Linked DNA regions of Homo sapiens: all the other regions are linked to region 2. A link is an interaction called in ENCODE POLR2A ChIA-PET data of the cell type or tissue named here. Cell type or tissue: GM12878. All regions are shown on one strand. Each heading gives the region's core, and the rest is flanking DNA. Links, peaks and the distances in the headings are about the cores only. Region 1 overlaps PLCG2 (phospholipase C gamma 2). Region 2 overlaps LOC105369213 (a long non-coding RNA gene). Region 3 overlaps PLCG2 (phospholipase C gamma 2).

The links. Peaks named below come from ENCODE experiments on the same cell type or tissue, not always from the same donor. Only the 100,000 strongest peaks of a DNase experiment are listed, where the experiment ranks them.
Region 1: POLR2A ChIA-PET joins it to region 2 with 11 read pairs; 9 of 35 experiments call an interaction of 5 or more read pairs at or near these places.
Region 3: POLR2A ChIA-PET joins it to region 2 with 14 read pairs; 9 of 35 experiments call an interaction of 5 or more read pairs at or near these places.

The regions. Positions count from the first base shown.
Region 1 is chr16:81,813,065-81,824,194 of GRCh38, forward strand. The region is part of intron 2 of PLCG2 (phospholipase C gamma 2); the gene reads left to right. Among named protein-coding and RNA genes, the nearest start is that of PLCG2, 39 kb to the left of the region's middle. RefSeq lists enhancers at 2,254-2,303, 4,287-4,336, 8,642-8,741, 8,922-9,111, 9,122-9,271 and 2 more. In GM12878, for the core only: no CTCF peak of the experiment used is centred there; DNase peaks (open chromatin) are centred at 2,617, 3,827 and 4,997; H3K4me3 peaks cover 5,340 bases; H3K27ac peaks cover 8,000 bases.
Region 2 is chr16:81,745,943-81,757,072 of GRCh38, forward strand. It overlaps LOC105369213 (a long non-coding RNA gene), which reads left to right. Exons shown (of 4, transcript NR_189584.1): 3 at 9,928-10,024. It also overlaps a transcript of PLCG2 not described here. Among named protein-coding and RNA genes, the nearest start is that of PLCG2, 28 kb to the right of the region's middle. RefSeq lists enhancers at 1-229, 119-568, 2,890-2,959, 6,124-6,732, 6,733-7,340 and a silencer at 1,192-1,384. In GM12878, for the core only: a CTCF peak has its summit at 3,058; DNase peaks (open chromatin) are centred at 2,750, 3,154 and 6,499; H3K4me3 peaks cover 1,395 bases; H3K27ac peaks cover 3,098 bases.
Region 3 is chr16:81,801,060-81,811,315 of GRCh38, forward strand. The region is part of intron 2 of PLCG2 (phospholipase C gamma 2); the gene reads left to right. Among named protein-coding and RNA genes, the nearest start is that of PLCG2, 27 kb to the left of the region's middle. RefSeq lists enhancers at 7,147-7,216, 7,227-7,336, 7,367-7,426, 7,717-7,826, 9,187-9,306 and 2 more. In GM12878, for the core only: no CTCF peak of the experiment used is centred there; DNase peaks (open chromatin) are centred at 3,443, 8,082, 9,437 and 10,022; H3K4me3 peaks cover 4,995 bases; H3K27ac peaks cover 7,541 bases.

The DNA of each region.
Region 1 (11,130 bases), core at 432-8,431, 66 kb after region 2:
TTGTTGACCATAGCCTTGTAGTATAGTTTGAAGTCAGGTAGCATGATGCCTGCAGCTTGTTCTTTCTGCTTAGGGTTGTCTTGGTTATGTGGTCTCTTTTTTGGTTCCATATGAAATTTAAAGTAGTTTCTAATTCTGTGAAGAAAGTCAATGATAGCTTGATGGGAATAGCATTGAATCTATAAATTACTTTGGGCAGTATGGCCATTTTCACCATATTGATGCTTCCTGTCCATGAGCATGGAATCTTTTTTCATTTATTTGTGTCCTCTCTTATTTCCTTGAGCAGTTGTTTGTAGTTCTCTTTGAAGAGGTCCTTCACATCCCTTGTAAGTTGTATTCCTAGGTATTTTATTCTCTTAGTAGCAATTGTGAATGGGAGTTCACTCATGATTTAGCTCTGTGTTTGTCTGTCATGGTGTAGAAATGGTTGTGATTTTTGCACATTGATTTTGTATCCTGAGACTCTGCTGAAATTGCTTATCAGCTGAAGGAGATTTTTCTATAACAGTGTAAAAACACAGGAGCTTAAAACAACAATTCTGTGGGTCAGGAATTTGGGCAGAGCTCAGTCAGTGGATTTGCTGTTCTGTCTCACTTGGTGTTGCCTGGAGTCCCTTACCTGAATATATTCATTGGATGGCCAGGCTGGAAGTTCCCAGGCAGCTTTCTGGGCCACCAGTGTTCCTTTGTGCAGCGTCTCTCCCTGTTCTGTGGCTAGTTTGGGCTTCCTTACAGCATGGTGGTCTCATAGTAGCTAGTCTTCTCTGTGATGGCTTCCAAGGGACAGAAAGCAGAAGCCTGAAGCTTTTGCTGTGTTAAAAGGAAGTCACAAGGCCAGCCCTGACACAGGGAAGGGAAATAGATTCTACCTGTTGATGGGAAGAAGTTTGTGGCTATCGTGAATCCACCAGAGATGGAGACCATGGTATTCAGGGGCATCTCTCTGAGCCTTGACCTTGGGTGTGTTGAGTGATCTAGAAGGCAGGTCTGGTACTTGGATATTAGAAGGCTGCCCTCCATAAGGAGAGAGGATAAGGGGCTGGGAACCCAGGCTGGGGTCTGTGTGTTAGTGCCAAACTTTGGGGCTAGGATATAAATGTCTTAAGATACAGCGGAGGGGAATGGTACCGGGTCTGAAGGATAGGCTGTCTTTTTGCTTGTTTTCTGGTTATTTCACTGTTCTCCTCAATAGGTAATAAGGTCTTCTCAGGGGACCTGCCTGTTTTAGCAGTGCTTCAGGAGCTGAGACAGGGGCAGAGATATAGTCTGGGGTCAGAATGTTTAGGAGTGGAGGATCTGCGAGGTGGGGTGTAGCCGGGATTGGATTGAAAGGTACCCATGGGGACTGAGTGCAGTGGCTCATGCCTGTAATCCCAGCACTTGTGGAGATTGAGGCGGGCAGATCACATGAGGTCAGGAGTTCGAGACCAGCCTGGCCAAAATGGTGAAATCCCATCTCTACTAAAACAATACGAAAATTAGCCAGGCATGGTGGCATGTGCCTGTAATCCTAGCTACTCGGGAGGCTGAGGCAGGAGAATCACTTGAACCCGGGAGGTGGAGGTTGCAGTGAACCAAGATCATGCCACTGCACTCCAGCCTGGGCAACAGTACGAGACTCTGTCTCAAAAGAAAAAAAAAAGACACCCTGGGGGACATGAAGCACAGGCAGAATGGAGAGCAAGGACCCAAGGCTTTTGTCCTGTCTCACTGTTCCCTTGCTGTGTGACCACAGGGAGTTAACCTCTCTGAACCTTAGTTTCTTTGTCTCTGCAGTGGGGATTATGATGATCCTCTCCCCATAGAGTTGGGATAAAGATTAAATGAGCCAATACACATTAGGTTTGTAGCACAGGGTTTGTCTAGAGTAAGTGCTGACTAAACGTCAGCTGCTGGAGATGGTGGCGATAAGAAGTTACTTTTATTATTATCAGGACTGCTTGTTCCAGTGGCTGTTCCAGCCTGACAAATCTTCCAAGGCAAAACCAGAGTTGCTGAAGTTAACTTTTAAACATTTCCTTTTTTTCCTGAGTTATGGAAGGAATGATAATTGGGGAATTTAGGCTTAAAATGAAGCACCTGTGATATGACGCTCTGGAACGCCTCTTCATGCAGAGGGTGGTTATGCGAAGGGAGGAGGTTTTATTGCATATGGGGCCTTACTGGACAGTGAAGGGAGGGGGTTCCCAGCTCTCCCTGGTGGGCCCAGGCTAGAGCATGGGTCTCCCAGTCCTCACCAAGGGGTCTCAGCCTCAGCAGGTTGGCAGCCACACAACACAGTGAGATCCTTCTGTGTAGCTGAGCCTCTGATTCCCAGAGGTGAAGATACAGTCTTAGAGTGTATCCCAGGGACCCTGTCTTTCCAGCGGGAAACTGCAGGGGCTGAGAGACCACCCCCTAGAGGCTTCCTCATTTGCATCTTTAACACTGCCATGGTTGGGGGCTGTTTTCTTCTTCAGCCTGCCCTGCCTGGGCTCTGTTGACTACTCAGCCTGTTGTTCTGAAGTTCTCCTGGCCCTTTCAGAGGCCATGGGGGCTCAAAAGCCACTCAGAACACAAGTCCCTCTTCAGCTGCTGGGAGTCTGAGCATGGGAAAATCCTGCCTGATTTTTTCCAGTTCCCATGCAGGTGGTGGCTTCTTCGATTCTCGCGGTCTTCTTGGTGGAAACCTTTGTAGGTCTTAAGTGCGCTATAATTGAGCAGTCTTAAATGACCAGACACAGTGGCTCACGCCTGTAATCCCAGCACTTTGGGAGGCCAAGGTGGGCGGATCACTTGAGGTCAGGAGTTCGAGACCAGCCCGGCCAACATTGTGAAACCCCGTTTTTTACTAAAAATACAAAAATTAGCCAGGCATGGTGACTTGCGCCTGTAATCCTGGCTACTCAGGAGGCTGAGGCAAGAGAATTGCTTGAACCCGGGAGGTGGAGGTTGCGGTGAGCCGAGATTGTGCCACTGCACTTCAGCCTGGGTGACAGAGCATGACTTCATCTTTAAAAAAAAAAAAAAATGTGCCTTCACGGACAGGCACGATGGCTTATGCCGGTAATCCCAGCACTTTGGGAGGCTGAGGCAGGAGGATCACTTGAGGTCAGGAGTTCGAGACCAGCCTGGCCAATATGGTGAAACTCTGCCTCTACTAAAAATATAAAAATTAGCTGGGTGTGGCAGCACATGCCTGTAATCCCAGCTACTTGGGAGGCAGAGGTGGGAGAATTGCTTGAACCTGGGAGATGGAAGTTACAGTGAGTCCAAATCGTGCCACTACACTCCAGCCTGGGCAACAGAGTAAGGCCCTGTCTCAAAAAACAAATAAATTAGGCTTCAGATACTGAACTATCTGGCATATCCTATTTTGGGACCATGAAAAGGGTGACCTGGCAAGTCTGAGAAGGAGACCTTTTCCCTCATTATAATTTTTTTTTTTTGAGACACGGTCTCATTCTGTTGCCCAGGTTGGAGTGCCATGGTGCAATCACAGCTCAACTACTGCCTTGACCTCCTGGGCTCAAATGATCCTCCTCCCTCAGCCTCACAAGTAGCTGGGACTACAGGCATGCACCACCATGCCCAGCTAATTTTAATTTTTTTTTTTTTTTTTTTTTTTTTTTTTTAGTAGAGGTGGGATCTCACTATGTTGTCTAGGCTGGTCTTAAACTCCTGGGCTAAAGCAGTCCTCGCATTTCAGCCTCCCAAAATGCTGGGATTACAGGCATTAGCCACGGTGCCCAGCCAGAAATTATGACTTACTCCCAAGGTCCTGATGTCCAGAAGCAAGAACTGAAAGTGCGGTTGCGCTGTTATCATTAGTGGGAAAACACTCAGGCACCTGGGGCCACATCCGGTTCTGCCTCTTTCTAGCTGGTCTAGAGTCTTCTCTGAGCTGGGCTTTTTTTCCTATGCCCATTGCACAGTTACCCATTTATTGCCCAGAAGGTGACGGGCACTGGATGCGTTAGATGCTGGGGAAATAGAGGCACAACCATCACAGTGTCCTTCTTGTGAGTTTTGAAGGCTGGTGGGGAGAGACGGATGGTAAACAGGGAGGTGAAGACAAAGCCCTCTCTTTACAAGCGAAGTCAGCACAAGGGACAGGAAGAGCGCACATGATGGGTGGTCAGAAAAGGCCTCTCTGAGGAGCTGATATTTAGGCCGAGATCCGATGGGAAGAATCCTCTAGGTGGAGAAGGACTATGCATCCATCCCCCATGTATAAAATGGGAATAATATTAGTACCTGTGCCGTGAGGCAGTTGTGAAGGTAAAATGAATTAGTGCGTGTGAAGCACCTATCTTCCACTAAAAACAGAAAGCTGTTTTAGATGTTGATATTACTATTATTATTTTTGAGAAGGAGTTTCGCTTTTGTTGCGCACGCTGGAGTGCATCGTCTTGAGGGGTGCTGCGCAAGGCACTAGGGTGGTTTTAAACGCCTTTTGTCAGCTGTGTTTGGTGTTGCTACAGCTTCAGTAAACACAAGTGATAAAACAAGAGCCCTCAAACTGCACCTGGCCTTCCAGAAGATGACAAAGATGTATGTAGAACATCAGAGGGTACCTTGTGATTATTTTATTTTATCTATTTATTTTTAAAATTTCAAGTAGAGATAGGGTCTCACTGTGTTGCCCAGGCTGGTCTAAAACTCCCAGACTCAAGCGACCCCCATGCCCTTGGCCTCTCAGAGAGCTGGGGTTACAGGCATAAGCCCCTGCACTCGGTTGTGATTCTTTCACTTAACACATTTATTGATAAGTTATTACATGTCAGGCCCAGGCCAGGGTAGGCAAAAATGAGACAAGCTCCCTGTGCTTATGAACATGTTCTCACGTTCCTTACTGTTTCGGGGAGAAGGGGGTTAAGTGAACACTTGGGGTTGAGAGCAAAGACCCAAAGGAGAAGACAGATTCTGGGAGGGAAGGGGCAAGATTAGAGAGACCTGGTTGTCATCTACTCTCTGTTCCTTCCTTTCATGTGGCCTGGGCTCGGTCACTTCCTCTCTGTCGGCTCGTGTCCCCTGATCTGTGAAGTGAGAATTACAACACCTACTTTACAGGGCTCTCGTGAGTATTCAGCCAGCTAGTGTGTTAAGCTCTTACTCCCGTTAGGATTGCTTCGGCCCTCTGTGCCTCAGTTTCCTCACTGGTGAGGTCCTTTCTGCCTGATCAAGTCTGTGGCTCAGTCAGCTCCTCACTTCCTGCCCCTCTGGAGGACATCCCATTAGTCTCTCATTCCATCGTGCTCTTCTCTTTGGGAGCATTGTCATATGGTGGTTATTTATATTTATGTGGGCATTTAATGTCTCTCTTTCTCAGACTGTCAGCTCTTTGAAAGGGGGCTGTTTGTTCCATTCATTGTTCCTGTGTCATGCATGATGACTAGCACATACCAGGTAGACCATAGATGCTGTCTGCATGGGTGAATGCCATTCTTCCTCTGCTTGCATCTTGGGGATACTCATCGGCTGCACGGAAATGGAGCTCCGAAGGCCTGAGCTTCAGGAATTATCTGCTTGGTGGGGGCTGTGTTTCTGGAGGCTTCAGTGGCCTGAACAATAGCCAGGACAGAGCCAACTAGCCGGGCATACCTTTTCTCTGCAGCAGCAAGCCTTGTTGGCACTGTGGGCAGCAGGAAATGGCTGAAATAACTTCCATCATGATGCCCCTTGTCATGAGTTTCCATGGAAACTGAGGGCTGCTGAGCCTGTCACTCTGGCATAAGGGAGGAGTGTGGAGGGCAGCCTCATGAGAACTGGTATTTAGGTAGAATATGAATAGGGGGATTTGATTCCTTTTCCATAAGCTAGTGTGGGCTCATGGATTTTTTTTTTTTTTTTTTTTTTTTACTGTGGTGGGGCTCTTTGAATCACAAAAATAAATACAGCTTTTTAGTGAGAACTTAGGGTATTTCCAACACTGTCATCTTATTTCATCCTTCTAGGCCCACCATGAGGCAGGTGTAACTCCTTCAATTTGCAGAGGAAGCTGAGGCTCAGAGAGGTCCAGTGACTTGCTCAAGTCTACACAGCGGGGCATGGCAGAGTTCAGATCCACATTCTGGTCGGCCTGACTGTGGGGTTCAGTGGAGGTTGGCGGTGCTTGAGCATGGAAGACAAAGACCTTGTTGGGTGCCGGGCTGCTTCTAGAGATGGATGTGGTGGGTGGAGGATGGTTTGTGTTCTTTCCAGAGTCAGATGGCTGGGCAGAGTCAGGACATCCTGGGGGTGTTGGATTCCCAGGTGTGGAGTGACAACACTGCCTCATATCCATTTTCAGAGCTCATTTCTGAGGCTTCATCTGGTACCAACCCTGTGAGGCGAGGGAGCTCCTGCGAATCCCCTTGTGCAGCCAGGCTTGGAGAAGTCAAGGATTTGGCTTGGGGCACCCAGGAAGCCTGAGGCTTAGCTGGGTGGACCTCCTGGCTCCTCGCCCACTGCTTTTCACCCTGCCCTGAGGTGTGAGATCTTCCCAGCCACCTCTGGAAGGCTGGACTCTATCCCAGCTCAGTTATTTATGTATTTATTATTATTATTATTTTTTGAGACCAAGCTTCGCTCTTTCGCCCAGGCTGTAGTGCGGTGGCGCTATCTCGGCTCACTGCAACCTCCGCCTTCTGGTTTCAAGCGAATATCCTGCCTCAGCCTCCTGAGCAGCTGGGATTACAGGTACCCACCACCATGCCTGGCTAATTTTTGTATTTTTAGCAGAGATGGGGGTTTCACCATGTTGGCCAGGCTGGTCTCGAACTCCTGACCTTGTGATCTGCCCGCCTCAGCCTCCCAAAGTGCTGGGATTACAGCTGTGAGCCACTGTGCCTAGCCCTAGCTCAGTTTTAAAAATTACATTTAGTAGGTCTTATTTTCCATTATCAGAGAAATGCAGATTCATTCTAGAACCTTTGGAAAAGATAGACAAACACAAAAGAAAAATATCTCCCATTGACTACCCTCCAGGGAGCACTGGACCCAAACTAGGATCTGGTTGCTTTTCTGTGAAGATGTCCTATTTCATCTTTAAGGATTATGATCTTTTAGGTAATGGAAGTTGTGCTTCATATTTTAAGAACTTTTTAAAATGAACTTTATTTCATATTTAATTTATATACAATAAAAGGCACTCATTTTAAGTACACAGTTTGATGCATTTTGACACATGTGTAGACATGTGTAACCACCACCCTAATTGAGACACAGAACACCTTCCATCGCAGGAGAGAGGGTTCCCTCACTTCCCTCTGCAGTCTGCAGCCCCCCACCCTCCCCAGCATGCACACTCCCTGCCCCAGGCCACCCCAACCTACTTTGAGTCATCCAGGATTTTTCCTTGGTTTTAGAATTTCATAAACATGGAATGAAACAGTAGACTGTGTTTTGCATTCGACTTCTTTTGTGTGATGTTCTCAAGGTTCACCCATGTTGTTGCTAGTGTCAGTAGTTTTTCCTTTTCTGTTGCTGAGCAGCATTCCAGTGACCGAATATACCACTGCCTACTCCCCCATTCTCCTCATGGGAGATCTTGGGCATATCAGTTTTCCCCTCTGTATAATGGGGAAACATTACCCAATTTTTTTTTTTTTGAGACAGAGTCTCACTCTATTACCCAGGCTGGAGTGCAGTGGCGCAATCTTGGCCCACTGCAGCTTCCGCCTCCCAGGTTCAAGCAATCCTCCCACCTCAGCCTCCTGAGTAGCTGGGATTACAGGTGCACACCATCATGCCTGGCTAATTTTTGTATTTTTAGTAGAGGCAGGGTCTCATCATGTTGGCTAGGCTAGTCTAGAACTCCTGACGTCAAATGATCCGCCCACCTCAGCCTCCTGAGTAGGTGGGATTACAGGTGCACACCATCATGCCTGGCTAATTTTTGTGTTTTTAGTAGAGATGGGGGCCTCATCATGTTGGCTAGGCTGGTCTAGAACTCCTGACGTCAAATGATCCGCCCACCTCAGCCTCCTGAGTAGCTGGGATTACAGGTGCACACCATCATGCCTGGCTAATTTTTGTATTTTTAGTAGAGACAGGGTCTCATCATGTTGGCTAGGCTGGTCTAGAACTCCTGATGTCAAATGATCTGCCCGCCTCGGCCTCCCAAAGTGCTGGGATTACAGGCGTGCGTGAGCCGCCGTGCCTGGCCACATTACCCGCTTTATCAGATTGTTGTGGGGATTCAGTGAGTTAACATGTGAGTGATTAGAATAATGCCTGGCACATAGCAGATGCTAAATATCATAGTAATAATAATGGATTGTTGTCTCTTGCTGTGTAACAAACCACCCCAAGGCATAGTGGTGAATACTGGAGGTATTTCCAGTTTGGGGCTCTTGAATAATATGAGTGAATGAATGAAATAATACAAATGTACATGTGTAGTTGGGCAGCCTCGGTGGCTGTTGCCTTCCTCGAGGGCTCGAATGCTGTGTGTCTTGGTGATCGGCTGACAGGCAGCCGTTGCCTCTTCTAAGATGGGTGGTTTTCCTTTTGAGGTGGGTCCTGGGGGCTCCTGGCTGCTCAGTGCTGGCCCTACTTGTTGCCTTGTGTGCTGCTCTGAGCCAGGCTTGGTCTTGCTGGGCTGACCAACCCATTTAAGCCTCAGGAAGTGGCCTCTGTAGAAAAAAATGTATAAGCAGCGGGTGGTGAACAGATCAGTGGAGCGCAGAGCCCCAAAATAGATCTTTCTCCGCTAACTTGCCAAGCAACTGGGGGCAGTGGCAAATGCTTTGCATAACTTCCTACCCAAAAGAAAAGGTTTTACTGCAAACAACTTTTGGGGACCCCTCCCCTCTCAAATAATCTCAGACAGATCCAAGATGTTTTTTTTTTTTTCCAGAGCAGCACAAAGAGAGAGCCAGACAGGCCTGGGGTTCCATCCCAGATCCACCATTTGCAGGCTGTGTGATTTTGGGCAAATTCCTTAACTTCGCTGAGCCTTCTCTTTTCCTGTGTTAACTAGGGAAGATGAGACTAGACTCTCCAGTGTGTATGCAAAGCACCCTTACGCTGCAGAGATGCTGCAAATAGGGAGTGTCTTTTTTTTCTTCCTTTTTCAATTTTATCCTCTGTGCTTGCCCTAGAGCTTGTTATCAATTTCTCTTAGCTTTGTCAATTGTGGTGGGGTGTGGGGGATTGAGATTTGGCTTTCCTGGGAAGATGTTCCAAAACTGTCTTTGAAATAATACTCTCCTCCTCTGCAGATCAGTGGACAGGGTGTTGAAGGGTCGGCATAGGTGGTAAGCATGATTGATGGCCCCCAGAGATGTCCATGTCCTGCTCCCCGGAACCTGTGGGTATGTCATGTTACTTGGTAAAGAGGACCTTGCAGATGAAATTAAGTGAAGAAGGTTGAGATGGGAGAGTATTCTGGGTTACCCAGGTGGATCCAGTGTGTTCACAGGGTCCTTTTAAGAAAAAGGCGGGGCTGGGGGCAGTGGCTCATGCCTGTAATCCCAGCACTTTGGGAGGCCGAGGCGGGTGGATCACCTGAGGTCAGCAGTTCGAGACCAGCCTGGCCAATATGGCGAAACCCCGTCTCCACTAAAAGTGCAAAAATTAACTGGGCATGGTGGCGTGTACCTGTAATCCCAGCTACTCAGAAGGCTGAGGCAGGAGAATCGCTTGAACCCGGGAGGTGAAGGTTGTAGTGAGTGAACCGAGTTCATGCCGCTGCACTCCAGCCTGGGAGACAAGAGCGAGACTCCATCTCAAAAAAAAAAAAAAAAAAAAGAAAAAGGCAGGAGATCAGAGTGAGTAGAAGACAATGGCAAGATGATGGCAACAGAGGTTGGAATGATGTGCTTCAAAGGCAGAGGAAGAGGCCACACGGCCACGATTGCAGGCGGCCACTGCAAGGTGAAAATGGCCAGGAAGCAGGTTTTCCCTCGGAGCCTCCAGAAGGAGCCAGTGCTGCCGACACCTTGGTTTTAGCCCAGTGAGACTGGTTTTGACCTAGGAGCTGAAAGCTGATAAATGTGTGTTGCTTTAAGCCACTGAGTTTGCAGTAATTGGTGCAGCAGCCGTAGGGCACTTATAAAGCAGGCGAGGCCTATGTTGGCTGTGGTTTCACAGGAAAGTGGCCTCTTGGATGATGGCGCCTTATGGTCATTTTTATGTTTCTTCCCTTCTGATCTGGATGGATTGTTTTCAGTTCAGCCTAGGGGAGGTCTGGCTTCCCCGGGGCTTTACCTCGAGACTGGATCTCTGCAGTCAGGCCTCTGGTGAGCCCCTGTGGCCGGGGCAGCTGCAGCAGAGAGGCTTCCTCTCTCGACAGAAACGCAGAAGTGAGCTGCTTGCTCGCAGAGGCCAGGCTTCCTGTCTGGCCAGTCCCTGAAATGCTGCTCCCCACCCCTCGCCCCATGAGAGTCCAGGTGAAGATTGAGTGGGGGTAGGGGCTGCACTGTCTGATCTCTGAAGTGAGCCCCTTCCTGTCTAGCTTGGATTTGTGTTGAAGGCTTTAAGATGACTGTTTTCTTGTTTATTTACTTTTAAGAGACAGGATCTGGCTCTGTCGCCCAGGCTGGAGGGCAGTAGTGTGATCATAGCTCACTGTAGCCTCAAACTCCTGGGCTCAAGCGATCTTCCCGCCTCAGTCTCTCAAGTAGCTGAGACTACAGATGTGCACCACCATGCCCAGCTAATTTTTTTTTTTTTTCCCTGTAGAGACAGGGTCTCTCTATGTTGCCCAGGCTGGCCTTGAATTCCTGGCCTCAAGCAATCCCCTGACCTCGGTGTCCCAAAGTGCTGGGATTCCAGGCATGAACCACTGCACCCAGACAATTCTTTTCTTTTCTTTTTTTTCCTTCCTTCTTTTCTTTTCTTTTTTCTTCCTTCTTTTCTTTCCTCCCTTCCTTCCTTTCCTTCCATCCTTTCTTCCTTCCTTCCTCCCTTCCTCCTTTCCCTTTCCCTTTCCTTCCTTCCTTCTTTTCCTTCTTTTTCTGTTTCTTTTTCTTTTTCCTTTCCTTTCCTTTCCTTTCCTTTCCTTTCCTTTCCTTTCCTGTCCTGTCCTGTCCTGTCCTGTCCTGTCCTGTCCTGTCCTGTCCTTTCCTTTCTTTCCCTCCTTCCCTCCCTCCCTCCCTCTCTTTCTCTCTTTCTTTCTTTCATGGAGTTTCACTCTTGTCACCCAGGCTGGAGTGCAATGGC
Region 2 (11,130 bases), core at 1,934-9,933:
ACTAGCCCATTCAGAGGTGCGTCCTTCCTTTTTCTTTAGAAGGGAGCAAGTGTGTAAAGGAGGAAGAACAAGGGTGCACTTCTGGGGACAACATAATGTCACAGAACCAGGGAAGGAATTTCATGGCCCCTAGAAAACTCAATAGGCAAGAGGATGCCATAGTCGAATGGAACCTCTATTAACCCCAAAGTCAGACAGGACCAGCCCATGGGTGCTCAGGGCACTGTGGCACAAACAAGGCCGGCCTGCTGGATAAAGGGAGGTAGAAACGCTTTCAGCCCTCCCCGGTGCTTCCCGGTTTATAACTTCATCTACTCGTGACACGTGGGGGTCCGCCGCCGCCACTGGCAGGGTGCCTTGAGTGCTTGAGTTTTCGCCCCCAGCACAGGTGGAGAACCCAACTCCCAGAAAACATCTGGGGCGGAAACGGAAGCATGGCCGCAGCGGTGAACGCACTGCATTCTGGGAAATGTAGTCGAAACGGCCGCTGGGGCAGAGTGAGCACCCACAGTGGTGCCTTCTGGGGAGGGTCGTTTTCACGTAGTCCAAGAGCCAGGGGTGGGAACCGCGGGGCTCTCACCCCAGCGCCGGGAGGGGATGAACAACTTTTGGATTTTGAATTTAAGTGTAGGATTTCGTTTTGTCAATCTCCAACCCTAACACCCAAGGAGGCAGAGAATAAGAGCAATATACACTTCTGTGATGCCATTCATGTCTGCATTGATTATTTCTCCGTCGAACTTGAGTAAACAGGCAGTTTAACCTCCCAAGCATCTGTAAAGTGGGCATATTAATAATTCCCACTTCTCAGGCTTGATAACGTCAATCAGGTAACTGGTACAGTGCCTGACACACCTTCATTGCCCTCTTCTCTTGGAACCAGTGGAGCCTACAAAGCAAACAGATGTGCTTTGTAACCAGGAGTATGAATTCTGCTCCAGGAGAGCACGGGGGACTTTGTCATATTTTGGGAGTTGTAATTTCATTAAATTCCAGCCAAAATTCATAGGCAAAAACTTAAGGAAATCTTGTCACATAAAGGGATTCAGCAAAGGTACACCAACCACCTTGCTAGCCAGGACACAGTGAGATGAAAGTTAAAAGCATATGACAAGCTTCTGGGTCAAGCATTCTCAAACAGTACTAGCGATAGTATTAATGGGTTTATCCTCTATAAAGAGTAATTTGGCAATAGCTTTCAAAATTACAAAGGCATATATGTGCAGCTTCAGTGATTCCCCCTCTAGGAATTTCTCCTGCAGACATACTCCAAGATTTTCAAAATGACAAAAGTTTAAGAATATTAATGGGACTGGGCGCGGTGGCTCACACCTGTAAGCCCAGCACTTTGGGAGGCTGAGGCGGGCAGATCACTTGAGGTTAGGTGTTTGAGACCAGCCTGGCCAACATGTTGAAACCCCATCTTTACTAAAAATACAGAAACTAGCCTGGCGTGATGGTGGGTGCCTGTAGTCCCAGCTACACGGGACACTGAGGCACAAGAATTCCTTGAACCCGGGAGGTGGAGGTTGCAGTGAGGTGAGATTGTGCCCCTGCACTCCAGCCTGGGCGACAGAGGAAGACTCTGTCTGAAATAATAATAATATTATTAATGGTAGTATTGTTTTTTAAATAAATGATTGGAAGTCATCTACACATCTGTGGATAGAGGATGAGTTACATCAATTGTGATGTATCCATATACTGGAATACCATGCAGCCATTTAAAATAATAAGGTGCAACATCATCTATATAATATTCTTGCAAAAAAATGTTTAACCTAAATCTATTATGAGGAAAGAAACAGAAATTCAAGTTAAGAGAGATTTGCAAAATGCCTGGACACTCAAAAATGTCAGTGTCATAAAAGACAATATGGACTGGCGGACTGTTTTAGATTACAGTAGACTAGAGACATGACTGTTAAATGAATGACTTTTTTTCTTTCCATTTTTTTTTGAGATGGAATCACCCAGGCTGGAGTGCAGTAGCGTGATCTTGGGTCACTGCAACCTCTGCGTCCCAGGTTCAAGTGATTCTCCTGCCTCGGCCTCCCAAGTAGCTGGGATTACAGGCACCTGCAAGCACACTCAGCTAATTTTTGTATTTTTAGTAGAAACAGGGTGGCCCCATATTGGCCAGGCTGGTCTTGAACTCCTGACCTCAGATGATCCGCCCACCTCGACCTCCCAAAGTGCTGGGATTGCAAGCCTGCGCCACCGCACCCGGCCAAGGCCCTTAGTTTGAGATAGCCTGGCCAACATGGTGAAACTCCATCTCTACTAAAAATACAAAATTTAGCTGGGCTTGGTGGCACATGCGTATAATCCCAGCTACTCAGGAGGCTGAGGCATGAGAATTGCTTGAACCTGGAAGGTGGAAGTTGCAGTAAGTCGAGATGGTGCCACTGTACTCTAGCCTGGGTGACAGAGTGAGACTTTGTCTCAAACTTAAAAAATTAAAAAAAAAAAAATGAAAAAAGAAAGGTGCAGAGCAGAGTATGCAGAATGCTGCATTTTTGTGGAAATGCTCAAAGACTGAGTCTGAAAGGAGACACAAGAAAGAGGTGACTAAGGATGTCTCGGAGAGGAGAACTGGTTTGGGGGAGGGGACATTAGGGGTAAACAGGGGACTTCTTGCACTTACCCCTTGAGACCTTTTGAATGGCATGCCATGTGCCTGTATAAACTATTCAAATTGCAAAAAAATAACTTCAAAGAAGACTGTTTCTGGGAAAGCACTTGTGGTCAGAAAACCCCAGACTCGGATCTCCTATTCCCCATTTGTAGACTTGATGGTAAACCCAAACAGAAGGAAGGAAAGCCAGTGACTTTCATATCTGTTTCCACATCTTATCCTCATTACAACCCTGTGAACCAGTTAGGTTTTATCGGGCACATTTGACAGATTAGGAAAATTGAGGCTCAGAGAGGCTCGGTGAGATGCTGGCAGAGCTGGGATTGAAACAGTCTTGACTATGACTGTACCTGGCTCCTTCCCTCCTGCAGGGGACCTCTCCAGGCACTGAGGCCTGTGGCGGGGGGTGGCAGGAGAGAGCTCAGGGTGGAAGATGTGGGTGAGGTTTACTTCCAGGCTGTGGTGCTCACTAAAGCTCCTTTCCACTGCGACTTTCACAAGGGGGCCCCTCAGTCAGGAAACAGCAGTCTAGGATGCCGGGCAGCCAAACCAGGGTTTGATTTACATGTTCTCACACTACTGGTTGGGTGGTTTATTTGGGAAGGTAGGAGCTAACTCAGCCAAAGATCCTGTTCTCTGAACCCATCTGGGTTGCTTTTTAACATCTCTATAATCCCTGAAGATGTAGATTTTAAAAAATCACTTGATTGATTTTTGTCAAATTATATGCCTTAAACAAACTAAACTTTTTCATTAAATAAATTATATTTTATTTTTTATTTTTTTGCGATGGAGTCTCATTCACTCTGTCATCCAGGCCGGAGTGCAGTGGTGTGATCTTGGCTCCTGGCAACCTCTGCCTCCTGGGTTCAAGCAATTCTCCTGCCTCAGCCTCCTGAGTAGCTGGGATTACAGGCGCCTGCCACCAAGCCCAGCTAATTATGTGTATTTTTAGTAGAGACGAGGTTTTACCATGTTGGCCAGGCTTGTCTCAAACTCCTGACCTCAAGTGATCCATCCGCCTTGGCCTCCCAAACTGCTGGAATGACAGGCGTGAGCCACTGTGCCTGGCCTTCATTAAATAAATTTAAAGAAATAGATGAGTGTTACCAATTCAAGCAATGAAGTATTTGGAGGGCAATTTGGTGTTTCTGTCAAAATTGTTTTGGTATGTGTCCAGCATTTACACAGCAAATGATTTATCTTTCCCTGTGGATATACTCACCCCACTGTTCAAGGATACATGTCCAAAGATGCATTGCTTATGAAGCAAAGACACAAACCTAGAAAGAGCTGAGATGTCCCTCAATGGACAGCTGCTTCACTTAAGTGTAATCCATCTACGCGGCGGAATGCAAGGTACCATGGTTGAGAAAAAGAAAGCTGGCTGGATTTGCTGACCTAGAAAGAGATCTGCAATATACCGTTAAGTAAAAACAACAGTAGAATAATATGATCCCATTGTGAAAAAAAAAAAGTTAAAAACACATAGAGGTATCTATGTTTTAGCAAACATAGAAAACAATGTATAAGATCCAGCAATTTGGCTGGGTGTGGTGGCTCATGCCTGTAATCCCAGCACTTTGGGAGAACAAGGCGGACAGATCACCTCAGGCCAGGAGTTCAAGACCAGCTTGGCCAACATGGTGAAATTCCATCTCTGCTAAAAATACAACAACAACAACAAAAATTAGCTGGACATGGTGGCGGGCATCCGTAATCCTAGCTACTCAGGAGGTTGAGACAGAAGAATCCCTTGAACCTGGGAGGGGAAGATTGCAGTGAGCTGAGATCTCACCACTGCACTCCAGCCTGGGTGGTGATAGAGTGAGACTCTGTCTCAAAAAAAAAAAAAAAAAAAATCCAGCACAGCAATCCCACTTCTGGATATTTACCCAAAAGATTTGAAATCAGTTTGTTGAAAGATGTCTGCACTGTCAGGTTCATTGCAGCATCATTCATAATAGCTGAGTTATGGAATCAACCTAAATGTCCATCAACAGATTAATGCATAAAGAAAACGTGCCACATATTTACAATGGACTACTATTCAGCATTTAAAAAGCAGAATGGGGACTGGAGATTTTTTTTTTTTTTTTTTTTTTGAGATAGAGTCTCCCTCTTTTGCCCAGGCTGGAGTGCAGTGGCGCGATCTCGGCTCACTGCAAGCTCCGCCTCCCGGGTTCATGCCATTCTCCTGCCTCAGCCTCCCGAGTACTTGGGACTACAGGCGCCTGCCACCACACCTGCACCTGGCTAATTTTTTGTATTTTTAGTAGAGATGGGGTTTCAACATGTTAGCCAGGTTGGTCTCGATCTCCTGACCTCAAGATCCACCCACCTCAGCCTCCCAAAGTGCTGGGATTACAGGCGTGAGCCACCGCACCCAGCTTTTTTTTTTTTTTTTTTTTTTTTTTCAAACAGAGTTTCACTCTTGTTGTCCAGACTGGAGTACGGTAGTGCAATCTTGGCTCACTACAACCTCCACCTCCAGGGTTTAAGTGATTCTCCTGCCTCAGCCTCCTCAGTAGCTGGTATTACAGGTGCATTCCACCATGCCCAGCTAATTTTAGTATGTTTAGTAGAGATGGGGTTTCACTATGTTGGCCAGGCTGGTCTCAAACTCCTGACCTCAGGTGATCCACCTGCCTCAGCCTCCCATAGTGCTGGGATTACAGGCATGAGCCACTGCCTCCAGCCTGGAACTAGAGATTGATGGCCAGGGAAATTCTGTCATTTGCGACAACATGGATAAAGATGGAGAACATTATGCTAAGTGAAATAAGCCAGGCCCAGAAAGACAAGTGTCACATGTTCTCACTTATATGTGGAATCTAAAACAGTCAAACTCATAGAAGCAGAGAGTAGAATGGTGGTTACAGAGGCTCGAGGACGGGAAATGGGGAGATGGTGGTCAAAGCATACAAAATCTCAGATAGGAGGAATATGGGTTTTTTTTGAGACCTATTGTATGGCGTGGTAAATGTCATTAATAATAGAGTATGGTACATTTCAAAATTGCTAAGAGAGTAAATTCAAACAGTCTCATCACAAAAAAGTTAAGTGTTTGAGGTGATGGATATGTTAACTAGCTTTAATTATTCCACGTTGTATTCATAGATCATAATGTCACTTTTTACCCTATAAATATGTAAAAGAGTCCGGGTGCAGTGGCTCACAGCTGTAATCCTAGCCCTTTGGGAAGTCACGGTGGGTGGATCACCTGAGGTCAGGAGTTCAAGAGCAGCCTGGCCACCATGGTGAAATCTTGTCTCTACTAAAAATATAAACATTAGGTGGATATGGTGGCAGGCGTCTGTAATCTTAGCTACTCGGGAGGCTGAGGTGGGAGATTTGCTTGAGCCTGGGAGGCGGAGGTTGCAGTGAGCCGAGATTGTGCCACTGCACTCCAGCCTGGCCAACAAAGCAAGAGTCTATCTCAAAAAATAAATATAAAAAAAATATAATATATGTATATAATATATATAAAAGAGCTAGGATTTGAACCTGCAACTCTTCACTGTGATGTAGGCCCCGTCTATCACGTATGAACTATGAGCCTGCTGAGTGCTGGGTGCTGAGCTGGGAGCTCCCACTGTTCCCCAACACTGCGTCTCAGAGTTCCCTGATGCTGGAAGCCTGGAGGCCCTCACAATTCTAGGGTGTTTTTAGAATATCATTGTGGGGTGAAAGCAGGTTCCAGCTTCCCCAGGTGGAAGGTTCCAAGAAGCACCCGGCCAGCTCTGAGAAGTACCCGGCCAGCTCCTCCACTCTGCCTGACAGGGAGGGGACTGTGAGGGTTGGGACACGTCCTCTTTTAAGGCTCTCTCTTGCTGGCTTCTGACCACTTCCTCTTTTTCCTGGGGTGGAGGCGGCTGGCCGTGGCAGCACTAATAGCAGCTGGGGGCGGAGCAGGCCTCCAAAAACCCTCCCGGAGTGGCTCAGCCCCTCGGCTGAGGGCAGGAGAGCAAGAGTCCACTTCAGCTTCCATCTGAGGTCTCTGTGAGCCCCCAAAGGAGGGGCTGGGAGAGGTGGTCCCCTTAGCTCCCCCTCCCCAGCCAGAACAGAATCACTGACCCTGAGGCTTGGCCTGGGCTGCATCTGCTTCCAGCAACTTCCATGAAGGACGTGACTGTAGACGAGGCCCACTCCTTGCACGGCCAGGGCCCTCAGGGTGCCCAGGGAAGTGAGGGCCAGTGCTGGAAGCTCCAGCCTAGCACTGGGCACCTCCCCGGTGAGTGGCTGTTGGGGGCAGAGCTGCCAGCAGGGAGAGGACAGCTATGAAAGACGTGGCTCCAGGCCTTGCACTGCCACCTGTCAACTCGGGGCTTTGGGCAGGCTGCTTTTCTCCTTTGGGCCTCAGTTTCCTCATCTGTGTAGTGGAGACCAACCACGGTACTTCGAAGGTCTGTAGAAATTCCTGGTACACAGCAAGTGCTTAATAATGGTATGAGCTACTATTAGCTAGTGCCTGTGGCTCAGTCTGAGCTGTCCAGGGTGCCCCACCAGCTTCTGCTGAGGATGGCCAGTGGCAGCTCAGCTCTGCTCCCGGCCTCGCACCCTTCCACACCCCCTCGGCCCTGCCTCTCCCCGCCACCTCAGCCTGGCTTCCCACCTGTGGCAGGTGCAACCAAGCTCAGGTCCACACAGCACGAGCTTTAGTTTTCCCACTCACAGCCCCATTGAGCCAATTTGGTAAAACATCCACATTGGTCATTGGTGGGTTATGCCAAGTTCAGCATTGTGTTAAAGTCCTGGCAGGTTTTTTTTTTTTTTTTTTTTTTTTGTATTCTGGTTAAATATGTATAATATAAAATTTACCATTTTGACCATTTAATTTAATTTTTTTTTTTTTTGAGATGGAGTCTCACTCTGTTGCCCAAGCTGGAGTGCAGTAGTTGTATCTTGGCTCACTGATGCCTCCACCTCCCAGGTTCAAGCGATTCTCCTGTATCAGCCTCATTAGTAGCTGGGATTATAGGCGCACATTACCACGCCCAGCTAATTTTTGTATTTTCAGTAGAGAAGGGTTTCACCATGTTGGCCAGGCTGACCTGGCCTCAAGTGATCTCCCTGCCTTGGCCTCCCAAAGTACTGGGATTACAGGCATGAGCCACTGCACCCAGCAGTGCTGACTTTTGGGAGGGGATGAGGGAACCAGGAGGTGACAGATGCCACAGCCACTAATGCAGATGCCACAGCCATGACTGTAGGATGGGGAAAATATGAAGGGAGCTCAGCCGTTTTATCTCCAGGAGAAGCAGCTGGAGGGCTGGGAGAGGGCCTGGGGAGTGGGAAGTGGCTGCGGAGGTGAGACTCCCCCATCCCTGGGCCAACAGCCAGGGCTCCATGGTTGGGCTAGATGGTCCCACCTTGGGTGGAGGCTGAGCCTGTGTGAGGCGCTGCCCTGTGTCTTCTCTTGCCTGGCCTGGCCGCCATCACAGGCCCACCCCCGGGGAGAAGATTCTAGGAGGAAAGTCCAGGCCAGGCCTGAAAGGACTTCGCTCCTTGGTAACTATCCCTCAGGGTTGACCCAGTGACACAGGTTCTAGGGACCCACTTCTAGGTTTGCCGCCTCCATCTCCATCTCCGTCTCCACCTCCACCTGAGTTGAGAGGGGATGGAGAAGCTTCCTGGGGAAACTCTGCCCTTCTCCACCCATCCCCACCTCCTTCCCTTCCCTCCCCATCTCATTCCCTCCCCTCCCCACCTCCTTCCCTCGCCTCCCCCACCTCCTTCCCCTGTCACCTCCTTCCCGCCCATCCCCACCTCCTCCCCTCCCCTCCCCACCTCCTCCCCACCCCTCCCCACCTCCTCCCCTCCCCTCCCCACCTCCTCCCCACCCCTCCCCACCTCCTCCCCACCTCCTCCCCACCACCTCATTTCCACCCCTCCTCACCTCATTCCCCTCCTTTCCCATCTCCTTTCCATTTCCTTTTGCCTATACCTTGTACCAAGCTGGGTGGTGATCCACTTGGAAATTCACAAAGCAGTGCACAGCACTTCACAGTTTGTCAAGGACCTGGTAAGGTGTAGGTGCTCAATACTTGCTTTAGTGAATGAATGACTGTGGGGCCCCATGGCAGAGCTCACTAGTGGGAACCTCACGTGTCTCCCTAGCAATGTCAAAGGCCTGTCTGAAGTATGTGTGGGAGGGATCCCCAAAAGGGACACCAATAACTGCTCTGGGATATTTAATAAAATATGCTATGAAGATTGAATGGAATAATGTGTAGGAAATGCCTGCTACATTGTAGGTATTCAAACTTTAGTTATCATTATTATCTTTTATTTTAAAGAATAATCTGATTCTGGATCAGAAGCAGTGACTCCCACAAAGGTCATCAAAAAGGGAATGGTGCAAAGTGAGAGAACATTGGCAGAGGAAGAACCAGCTGTGTGTCCTTAGGCAAATTGCTTACCCTCTCTGAGCCCCCATTGCCTGATCTGTCAAATGGGTCTGGAAATCCTCACTTCCTCTGCTATTGTGGTAGGCATCAGATGAGATAAAAGATGAGTTCAGTCTTAGCAAGCAGGGAAGAGAAGCCCAGCTGAGCTGAGAGGTGGCTGACAATGGGAAACCACCCCAAGCCTGTTCCTTTATTTTTTATTTTTATTTATATATATATTTTTTGAGACAAGGCCTCACTCTGTCACCCAGGCTGGAGTACGGTGCCGTCATCGTGGCTCACTGCAGCCTTGACCTCCTGGGCTCAAGTGATCCTCCCGCCTCAGTCTCCCAAGTAGCTGGGGCTACAGGCATGCACCACCATGCCTGGCTAATTTTGTATTTTTTTTTTTTTTTGGTAGAGATGAGGTGTCACTATGTTGCCCAGGCTGGTCTCAAACTTCTGAGCTCTAGTGATCTGCCCACCTCGGCCTCCCAAAGTGCTGGGATTACAAGCGTGAGCCACCAAACCTGGCTTCAGCCTGTTTCTTTAACGTCAGCTTCTCTTATTTTTTGAGACAGAGTTTCACTCTGTCGCCCAAGCTGGAGTGGGGTGGTGTGATCTTGGCTCACTGTAACCTCTGCCTCCTGGGTTCAAGTGATTCTCGTCCCTCAGCGTCCCGAGTAGCTGGGATTACAGGCACCCGCCACCACATGCAGTTAATTTTTGTATTTTTAGTAGAGATGGGGTTTTACCATGTTGGCCAGGCTAGTCTCCAATTCCTGACCTCAAGTGATCCGCCTGCCTCGGCCTCCCAAAGTGCTGGGACTACAGGTGTGAGCCACTGCACCCAGCCTCAGCCTGTTCCTTTAACATCAGCTTCTGAAACTATCTCTGCAGAAGTTCTGAGGGTACCCCTCACTCAAGCTCCAGGCGTCAGGAAAAGAACATTCCACGAAGTCCATCTGGAAGACGGTCCTTTCCCTGCTGCCCCCAGGTAAGCACATGGCCTCCAATCTGTCCTCGACCAAACCCTGACTCCAGGCCAGTCAGCAGCACCGAGCCTGGCCTGTTTCCATGGAGAACAGGAAAGGCACCAGTGTGTCTGGGAGGAAAGACGGCTTCCTGTTCAAAGCCACAGATAGGATGGCCATAAAGCAGGGTAGTAGAATTGTCATTATTCCGCAAGATCAAATAGGGCTGCTAAGCCCAGGAACCGTCGGGGAGGCCCAATGGATGGGCCACATTTCCCCTGCAAGGCCAACTGGCAAGTGGCCACTGCCCCCTACCGCCTTTCAGATAGGGCTTCCTGTAGGAGTATGCTGCTATGCCGGGCTATTATTGTCAGTATTCACTGAGTGCATAGTATATGCCAGTCACTGACCTCAGCGATCTGTAAGATTTATCTCCTTTAATCCTCAGAACAAACTGCTATCTTATACGGCAGCTATTATTATTAACCCCATTTTACAGATGAGGGAACGGAGGCAGAGAGAGGTTAAGTATGTTGCCCAAGGTCACACAGTGGAGGAGCCAAGCCTGTACTCAATCCAGGTCATCTGAAACCAGAGCTTATGAAGGTGACCACACCATACAGTGTCTCAGGACAGGGGAGGCCAGGCACAGAGGTGGTGGGGGAAAGAAGGAAGCTAAGTGAGAGGTACCAGGTCCCAAGTGAACCCCTCATTAATACTGGTGTTGAAGAGGCGTGGACTTCGTGAGGCGGGTGTTATTGGCACTGTTTTACAGATAAGGAGCTGAGAGCCCAGAGAGACAGTGAGTTGCCCAAACAACAAAGCTGCGTTTGAGCCTAGATGTGTCTACTGCACAGCCTGGCTCTTCAGTGAGCTTGCTGCCTTATCCTGCTTCTTCAGCAGTTTGTTCCGAGTCTGATCTGTCTTGAGAGCCCCACAGCCTGGGGCACAGGCCTGGAACACACACACCGCGCCTCTACGCCTGTTTTTAGAAATTGTGTATGGGATTCCAGTGGTTCCTACTTGCTGCTACTTTGGGCAAAGGAGAGGAAATGTGGTAGGAAGTGTAGTGACTCTGTATCTTGGTGAGTGGTTGTTTGCCTGAGCTCAGATGCTGCTGGAATGAAGA
Region 3 (10,256 bases), core at 2,257-10,256, 55 kb after region 2:
TGATTTTAGCCCCATGAGACTCATGACTTTTGCTCGTCTCCAGAGCTGCAAGATAATCAATTTGAGTAAAGCTATTATGCATGTGGGAATTCAGTAGCGTAGCGATTGAGAATAAATAACCCCCAACCCCGCAACCAACTTAGATGAGTTGTGATGTTTGCTTTGGATCTTTTTTGTTTTTAAGAAATAAAATATAGTTAAGTTCTCATAAGTACCCTTCCCTCCCTAGAGAAATCAGTATCATGATTTAATAATTATAATTCCCATTTCAAAAATTTTCATCCATGATTAACATATAATATGTTTTGCAGGTCTTTACATAAAAGACACTGCGTGGTGTGTATCCCTCAAGCAACTTGCATGTTTTTGCTTGACCTTGTGAAGATTTTCCATGTTGATGTAGCTTTATTTTAACATCCATGAGCAATTTCACTCAACAGTACAGCACGATAGATTGATCTGTCCTGTCAATGCTGGACATTTAGGTTGTTTCCAATCATGATACTCCCGATTCCAGCAAACACGTCTTCGCTATTGTTTGAAATTACTATAGGATTCTACCTTATTTTTTAAAAACCTATCTCCCATTTTTTCGATATTAGATAGTTGTTTTTTATTTTCTTTAATTTTTTTTTTCTTGAGGTGGTGTCTTGCTTTGTCACCCAGGCTGGAGTGCAGTGGCACAATCTCAGCTCACTGCAACCTCCGCCTCCAGGGTTCAAGCGATTCTCTTGCTTCAGCTTCCCCAGTAGCTGGGATTACAGTTGTACACCACCACGCCTGGTTAATTTTTGTACTTTTAGTAGAGACGGGGTTTCACTATGTTGGTCAGGCTGGTCTCGAACTCCTGACCACAAGTGATCCACCCACCTCAGCCTCCCAAAGTGTTGGGATTACAGGCATCAGCCATCACACCTGGCCAACATTTCATTTTGAAATGGCTTCCAAAAAATCTGTGGCTGTGCAGAGGTGCCCACCAACATTCTGTCTGGAATGAAAAAACTAGAAGTTAGCTCCTTCAGGTGAGTACAGTCTTTTTTTTTTTTTTTTTTTTTTTTTTTTTTTTTTTTTTGAGACGGATCTCGCTCTTTCGCCCAGGCCAGAGTGCAGTGGCGCTATCTTGGCTCACTGCAAGCTCCGCCTCCCGGGTTCACACCATTCTCTTGCCTCAGCCTCCACAGTAGTTGGGATTACAGGCGCCCGCCACCGCGCCCAGCTAATTTTTTGTATTTTTAGTAGAGATGGGGTTTCACCGTGTTAGCCAGGATGGTCTCGATCTCCTGACCTCGTGATCCACCCGCCTCGGCCTCCCAAAGTGCTGGGATTACAGGCGTGAGCCACCGCGCCCGGCCTCAGGTGGGTACAGTCTTATTCATGTCTGTACTTCCAGCTTTTGCTACCAAGTGTTCCCAGTAGATGCTTAGTAGATATGTGATATTGAATGTGTAACTGCTACCTTGACCTACCACCTTCTCTTGATGAGGAACCTATAGATTTGTTTTCTTTCTTTTTTTGTTTTTGTTTTGAGACTGAGTGGAGTTTCACTCTTGTCGCCGGGCTGGAGTGCAGTGGCGCAATCTCAGCTCACTACAACCTCTGCCTCCCAGGTTCAAGCAATTCTCATGCCTCAGCCTCCCAAGTAGCTGGGATTACAGGCATGCGCCACCACGCCCAGCTGATTTTGTATTTTTAGTAGGGACGGCATTTCATCATTTTGATCAGGCTGGTCTCGAACTCCTGACCTCAGGTGATCCACCCACCTCAGCCTCCCAAAGTGCAAAAGAAATTAATACTTTTATTGAGATAAAAACATTGTATACCCTATAATGTACCCCTTAATGTATACTGTTAAGTGGTTTTTAGTATATTCAGAGTTGTACCAACATTATCATAATCAGTTTTAGAATGTTTCATAATTTCCCCCAAATCCTATACATTAGCAGTCACCTCTACTTTACTTTCCCCCATCCCTGGCAATGACAAATCTACTTTTTGCCTTTACAGAGTTTCCTATTCTGGACATTTCTCACAATACATGGCTTTTTGCATTTCACTTTTTTTTTTTTTTTTTTTTTGTGAGACGGAATCTCACTCTGTCGCCCAGGCTGGAGTGCAGTGGCATGATCTCGGCTCACTGCAAGCTCTGCCTCATGGGTTCATGCCATTCTCCTGCCTCAGCCTCCTGAGTAGCTGGGACTACAGGTGCCCACCACCACGCCTGTCTAATTTTTTTTGTATTTTTAGTAGAGATGGGGTTTTGCTGTGTTAGCCAGGATGCATCTCACTTCTTTAGCCTAACATAAGGTTCGTTCATATTGTAGCATATTATCAACACTTCATTCCTTTTTAAGACTAATATTCCATTGCATGGATAGACCATATTTTGTTTATCCATTCATCACTTGATGGACATTTAGGTAGTTCTCTCTTTTTGGTTACTGTTTTCATTTTCTTTGTTCTTTCTTTCCTTTCTTTCTTTTCTTTCTTTCCTTTCTTTCCTTCCTTTCCTTTCCTTTCCTTTCCTTTCTTTTCTTTTCTCCTTTTCTTTTCTTTTCTTTTCCTTTCTTTTCTTCTTCCCTCCCTCCCTCCCTCCCTCCCTCCCTCCCTTCCTTCCTTCCTTCCTTTTCTTTCTTTCTTTACTCTCTACAGTCTCACTGTGTCGGTCAGGCCGGAGGGCAGTGGTGCGATTTTGGTTCACTGCATCCTCTACCTCCTGGATTCAAGTGATTCTCGTGCCTCAGCCTCCTGAGTGGCTGGGATTACAGGCGTGTACCACCACACCTGGCTAAGTTTTGTATTTTTAATACAGACAGGGTTTCACTATGTTGGCCAAGCTAGTCTTGAACTCCTGGCCTCAAGTGATCCACCTGCCTTGCCTCCCAGAGTGCTGGGATTACAGGTATGAGCCACCGTGCCTGGACTCTTTTTGGTTATTGTGAATAATACTGCGGTGGACATTCATGTACAAGTTTTTGTGTGAACACATGTTTCCATTTCTCTTGGCTCTTTGCCTAAGAGTGGAATTCTAGGTTATCTGTAACTGTTTAATCACTTAAGGAATTGCCAAGACTGTTTGCCAAAGCAGTTGCACCATTTACTTTCCCACCAGCAATGTATGAGGGCTCCAACTTCCCCATGTCCTCGCCAACACATGTTAGTATCTGTCTTTTTGGTTATCACCATCCTAGTGGAGGTGAAGTGTTATGTCATTGTGGTTCTGATTTGCATTTTCCTGATTGCTCATTGCTCTATCTTAAATAGTTGATGTAATAATTTCCTTCTAAACATTGGCTTTCTGTAGACAGTGTCCTATTTTCAACTTTTCTGGGCCCCAGCATTGTCTTCTGGCATGGGGTTGGTGCTGACTAGGGCGTAAATGAATGAGGCAACTCTGGATATGTTAGCTTGCAGCACATGGGCATGGACACTGATTGGCAAGGATGTGCTTCTTGGCTTGAGTCAAGAATCATACATTTTAACCATCACTTCTGCTTTTTTTGTGGCACAAAAGGACCATTTTTTGAAGTTAGTAACCTGTCTTAGTTCCCTCAGTAGATGTTTGTCCAAATGTTGCGGTGAAGCATAGCACAGACTTTTCATCATTTCAAGGTTTAACGCCTCAGCCCAGGGAGTGTATATTTGGTGACCGTTTTCCCAGAGCCCTGGAAATGCTTCTTCCTAACTGTCCACTTTGAGCTCCTCTGCCTCCTCTTTGGCAATCAGTTACCTCCTAAGAGGAACCTGGAGAAATGTCATTGGGAAGTGCTGCTGGCACCAGGATGAGAGAGTGTTCTTGAAAGCTTGGGAGCAGTATTGAGCATCTGCCATGTGTCAGTATTGTGCTGGGCACTACAAGCTCACATGTATCCATGTGATCATGTGTATGGGTATTTATTTGTAGTGTCTAGTCATTACAATCTGTCTGTGAGTTTTGCCTGGTTTACTCCTAAGTACAGTGAGCTTCAGTGATTTGCCCAAGGTTACCAAAGTTTTCAGAGGAACAACATCAGACACTTTTCCCCAATCACCATGTGCCAGAAAACCTTTAGGTTAAGAGGTTAACAAGACAAGCCACAGATAGGGGAAAATATTTATGAAACAAGAGCTGATAAAGGACCCATATCCAAAATAGGCAACTCTTAAAACTCAACAATAAAAGGCCAGGCTCGGTAGCTCATGCCTGTAATCCCAGCACTTTGGGAGGCCAAGGTGGATGGATCACAAGGTCAGGAGATCGAGACCATCCTGACTAACACGGTGAAACTCTGTCTCTACTAAAAATATAAAAAATTAGCCGGGTGTGGTGTCGGGTGCCTATAGTCCCAGCTACTCAGGAGGCTGAGGCAGGAGAATGGCGTTAACCCAGGAGGTGGAGCTTGCAGTGAGCAGAGATTGCACCACTGCACTTCAGCCTGGGTAACAGAGCGAGACTCCATCTCAGAAAAAAAAAAAAAAAAAACAAAACGCAAGAAAACAACAAAAAAAACCAAAAACAAAAGCTCAACAATAAGAAAACAACCCAATTAAAAAGTGGGCGAAAGATCTGAACAGATGCCTCACACCCCCTTCCCCCACCCCACTCACAATGCTTTGCCATCCATGTCTCCATCCTGCAGTAGCCAAAGCTGGCTGCTTCTGGACCACTGCTGTGCAATGGAAATACAGTGTGAGTCACCAATACCAGCCATGAGAGTAGTGTTTTGTTTTGTTTTTTTTTTTTTTTGTTTTTTTTTTTTTTTGCTGTTATTGTTGTTTTGTTTTTTAAATAGAGATGGGATTTTGTTCTGGGTGAAGTGAATCAAACTCCTGGGCTCAAGTGATCCTCCCAGCTCAGCCTCCTGAGTAGCTGGGATTACAGGTGTGAGCCACTGTACGCAGTCATGTGTGTAGTTTAAAGTTTTCTAGTTGCCACATTCATAAAGGTAAAAAGAGGTGAAACTAACTTTATTAATAAATTTTATTTAACTCAGTATATCCAAAGCATTATTATTTCAACATGTATGCAATATAATTATTAACGAGATATTTGATTCTGGTTTTTGGTCTGTGTCTTCAAAATCCAGTGTGTGTTTTATACCTATAACACATCTTGATTCAGACAGATTCAATTCTGAGTGTTCAAAAGCCACATGTGGCTAGTGGCTACCATATTGGATAGCACAGATCTAGATTATACCTCTTTTGTCCTTTTGCATTACCTGCTTCCGTGGTCCCCAAGCAGCAAAGGCATTCTCCATGTGGCAGGTACTATGATCATCATAGTGGTGCTCCCTGTGTGTGTGATCAGGTAGCTTTAATTTCCCACAGAGACTGAAAATGTGGAAGTGTGTCTACCAGCTTTGCCATCTGTCCTAGATTTAGGTGTGACATCTGATTGCTGGGCCCGAGCATCCAGTGCCAGCTGTACTTCTGCAGATTACTGGGTAATCACAGTAGAACCTTTCTTGGGGGTTGCTTTTGACCCAGGCAGCACTGCTCAGCTTGTGGCCAGGGAGCTTCATGACCATTGAGAGTAGGAGTCTGCACCATTACATGATCATAGGATAGCCTGCAGACATGTGATTCGTGTCTTGTAAGTTGTAACTGAGTAAATTTTTATATATGGAAAGAAATAGAATGCTGAAAGGGGGATCATGAGGGTCCAGGTGTGGGGCTGGGGACATGGAAGGCCTCACTGAGAAGCTGGCATTTGAGCAAAGGCTTGGAAAAGTTGAAGGAGTGGGCTGTGTAGATAAGTGTTTTGAGGGCTTCAGGAATGGCCAGGACAAAGCCTTCGAGGTGGGGCATGTTCTGGGGATAGCCAGCCAAGCAGGGTGATGGGGGCAGAGTTATGGGGAGGAAGCAGGGGTCACATGACCCAGGGCTGTGGAGGCCTCCATAGCACTCAAGCTTTTCCTCCAGGGAGCCGGGAGCCATGGGAGAGTTTGCAGTGGATGACGGATGACTGATATGGCCCCTCGGGCTGCTCTGGTTGGCTTTCTCCTGAGTCGTCCATTCTACCTTCTCGCCAAGGCTTCCTAGGTCATGTTTCAAGTCTGTTCAATGCATTTCCTTCTCCAGGTGGTCAGTGGAGACCTCACAGCAGAGGCTTATCTTGTTGAACGTGGTGATTCATGTGGTGATTTCACAGGGTCAGCTCCCCATGTCTTGTCCCAGCGGTGTCCTCCTCCTACATCAGGAGAGGGAGGTCAGCTCTGGGACCCAAGAAAGGGCAGGGTGCCTTGGTAACCCTTCTGCAGGCTTGAGGGATTGGGGCAGTGTGCATCTCTGCGAGGAGGGCACTGAGGAGGATGGGCTTCTCAGATCCTGGGCTCTGCCTTCTGGATCTGAGATCCAAGTTGCAAAGGAAGAGCTGGTTTCAGGCTGAAGCATTTTTTCAGCTTCATACAAGGCAGGAAGCCCATCAAGCCCCCACATCGTCATCATTGTCATCACTGTCACTAACGCCACCATAAGAGCTGACATTTATGTAGTATATGTTTATGTACCTGTTACAGCTCTAAGAGCTTTCCCTGTATTATTGCTTACTTAATTCCACAACTGTATGTGTTCAATACGCATTATTTCCATTTTACAGATGAGAACATTGAGGCATAGCCCAGGGTCACTGTATTAGTCTGTTCTCACGGCTATAAAGAGCTACCAAAGACTGGGTAATATAAAAAGGAAAGAGGTTTAATTGACTCACAGTTCAGCATGGCTGGAGGGGCCCCAGGAAGCTTACAATCATGGTGGAAGGTGAAGGCGGGGCTGGCATGTGACATGGAGAAAGCAGGAGCAAGAGAGAGAGGGAGGGAGGTGCCACATACTTTTCAACAGCCAGATCTCTCAAGAACTCACTGAATATTGCAAGGACAGCACCAAGAGATGGTGCAAAACCGTTAATGAGCAATTCATCCCCATGATCCAGTCACCTTCCACCAGACCCCACCTCCAGTACTGAGGGTTACAATTCAACATGAGACTGCTGCGGAGACAGATATGCAAACAATATTAGGTTGTTTCTACCTTTTGGCTATTATGAATAGTGCTGCTGTGAACATTCATATGCAGGATTTTGTGTAGATGTGTTTTCCTTTCTCTTGGGTGTACACCTAGGAGTGGAATTGCTGGGCCATGCAGTAACCATTCATTTAAGCATTTGTGACTACATTTAACCTTTTGAGGCACCACCAGCCTGTTTTCCAACGGGGCTACACTGTTTTGCATTTGCCAAGGCCTGTTGGCTGTTTTGGAGGCAAACCCCTCCCCTTAAGTTCCAAAGAAGTGAATCCCCAGTGTCCTGAGGTCAGAATGTCCAGGGCACCCTTTTAGAGAGAGAGGGAGGAGGGTCCTGAGAGACTGTACTGGAGAGGCTGTGTGGCCCCAAGCCCACAGCACTGAGTTTGAGTCTCAGCTCTGCCACCTACCACTGTGCAATCTTTTTATTTTATTTTATTTTATTTTATTTTTGAGATGGAGTCTCCCTCTGTCGCCCAGGCTGGAGTGCGGTGGCATGATCTCGGCTCGCTACAACCTCCGCCTCCCAGATTCAAGCCATTCTCCTGTCTCAGCCTCCTGAGTAGCTGGGACTACAGGTGCCCGCCACCACGCCTGGCTAATTTTTTCTATTTTTAGTAGAGATGGGGTTTCACTGTGTTAGCCAGGATGGTCTCGATCTCCTGACCTTGTGATCCACCTGCCTCTGCCTCCCAAAGTGCTGGGATTACAGGCGTGAGCCACCTCACCTGGCCACCACTGTGCAATCTTGAGCAAGCTCCATAGCCTCTGTGGGCCTGGCCTCTGTTTCCCCCTATGCAAAATGGGGCTTATCAGAGCATGCTGGAGGGGCTCCCATGAGATCAGGGGAGACATGAGCTTGGTGTAGTTTGTGGCCTATTGGACCTGCCTGATGAAGGTTGCTGCCTGTGAGGTTGGTGGTGTCTACCAGGCATTGTCCTCTAAAATATAATACTCCTATTCTAGGGGTGAGGAAGGAGTGTGGGTGTGTGTTCTGAGTAGCTCATGAGAGAGTGGGAACCTGTGCTAAGCCAGGCCTGGTCTCTCTGAGCATGGTGACTTGGACTTGTTGCTTTTGTGGCAGGGAACTGAAACTGTTGCAGACACTCTTGGCCTGACCTTATCCCCTCAGCACACACCTCTGCACACCACAAGCCACTTGCTGGAAACACCTGTGACTATGCCTGAGGGCTTCTGCTAGCCTGTGGTGCAGGATAGGCTGGGAGTGCTGGGGTGTTAGTGCCTCCAGGGGTGGCATGGCTGGGTGGGGAATCGGCAGATCAATACCCCAGCTCCCTCACCCTCAGTCAGGACACTCCTGGCTTGTTCTGCACTGACTCCCAGGCTTCCCCAATGGACTTCGGCTCTATTTACTCACAGGAATAATAAGCTTGATGACACAGCCTTTATTTGCTGCGCTTCCTTCCCTGTCCACCACCCCATTCCCCTTGCAGTGATTCCTGGGATAGCCCCCAAATAAACTCCTTGTATGTACATCCTTGCCTCAGAGTCTGTTTCTGGGGGAACCCAGATGAAGACAGAGACCCACTTAGACCCTGTGTCAGGAAACACATGGACCAGACTTGGGCCACCCTGGGACTTGCTGTTTTCTCTGTTCCCTGCGGTGTGTGAGCCTGTGTGTGCCTATGCATGTGTCTTTCTCCTCTTGCCCCTGATTGGCTAGCCTTGTCACTTCTGTCCTGATTCTAGAGGGAGTGTCTGATGTCCCAGTTATTGCTGCCCTCAGCAGAGTCAGGATTTTTTGGCCGGGGCGGGGGGTGGGGTCAGAAACCAGCTCAAGCAAAAAAAGAGAATTTACTGGAACGTGTGGCTGAGATGCATACTGTGTAGCTCACAGCATCCAAGATGCAATGCCTTTCCCATGCTCTCTTCATCTTTCTGCCAGTCTTTGTCTGCCACCATGGTTCTCTCCTTTTTTTTTTCTTTTTTTTGAGATGGAGCCTACCTGTGTCACCAGGCTGGAGTTCAGTGGCGTGATCTCAGCTCACTGCAACCTCCTCCTCCTGGGTTCAAGTGATTCTCCTGCCTCAGCCTCCTGAGTAGGTGGGACTACAGGCACTCACCACCACGCCCAGCTAATTTTGTATTTTTAGTAGAGATGGGGTTTCACCATCTTGGCCAGGATGGTTTCTATCTCTTGATTCTCGTGGCATGCCTCAGCCTTCCGAAGTGCTGGGATTACGGTGTGAGCCACCGTGCCCAGCCCATGCTTCTCTCCTATCCCAGACGACTCTAGTCTATAGAACACGTAACGTGGCCATGAGCAGCCTCATAAGAGACCGTTTTTCTCTCAGCATCTATGCTTGGCCTTCGTTATTTGCAGCATCAGTATTGGTGAATTTGCCTTTCTGCTCCAACTTATTTGCAACCTGCAAACCAGTAGTTCTGGCCCTTCTGTGGTCATTCTTGGTGATGCAGACTGGTGAAAAATTTGGGTCACCCATTCACACATGCCCTGCTGAGGTCAAACAAGATGACACTCTGCCTTCCTGTTTTAGCTTTCTTTTTGCAAACAGGTGTCCTTTCTGCCGTCCACTTAGTGCCTTATTTTCTGCAATTTCTTTCTTTTTATTTTTTGCTGGTGATGTTGCTCTTTAAAATGGCCCTGAGCAAAGTGCATTTATTTCTCATTAATTCATTCTTCCTGTTATTGATTTATTCAGTGACTATCTATGGATCATTTGCTCAGGGCAAAGCACTGTATTGAGTTCTGATAGAAGGAGACAGGGTCTTTAATTTCATCGACCTTATTGTTTAGTGGGAGAGGCAAGCACAACATTGATCAAATAATTTTGTACATGACTATATTTATAACGAAAATGAAGGTAACTTTTGCTTCCCTCTCTAAGAGGCACCAAGGGAGGTTATGCACCTGAGAAGCAGCCCAGGGAACAGCAGCGAAACTGATCTAACAGTGGCCTTCCTGGCCCTAGTGGCTGTGCTTTGTGGTCTAAGGCCACATTTAACCTGTGTACCAGAGGGACATGAGTGTGCACTTCCTGGAATGACCCTGAGGTGTTCAGTGTGCTGGGGAAGGTCATATGGCACCACGTATGACAGCAGTGTTGGGGTTGAACAAGCCTGGGCTTGCCTCCTGAGTCTCCCATTCTGTCTGTGTGACTCCCTCCTTGGGTCTCAGTGTCTGCATCTGTCAAATGGGCACACCGGTGGTACCTTCCTCGTGTGTGGGTGTAAAGACTAGAGATCGGGTATGTAAAACCTTTAGGTTAGTGCTC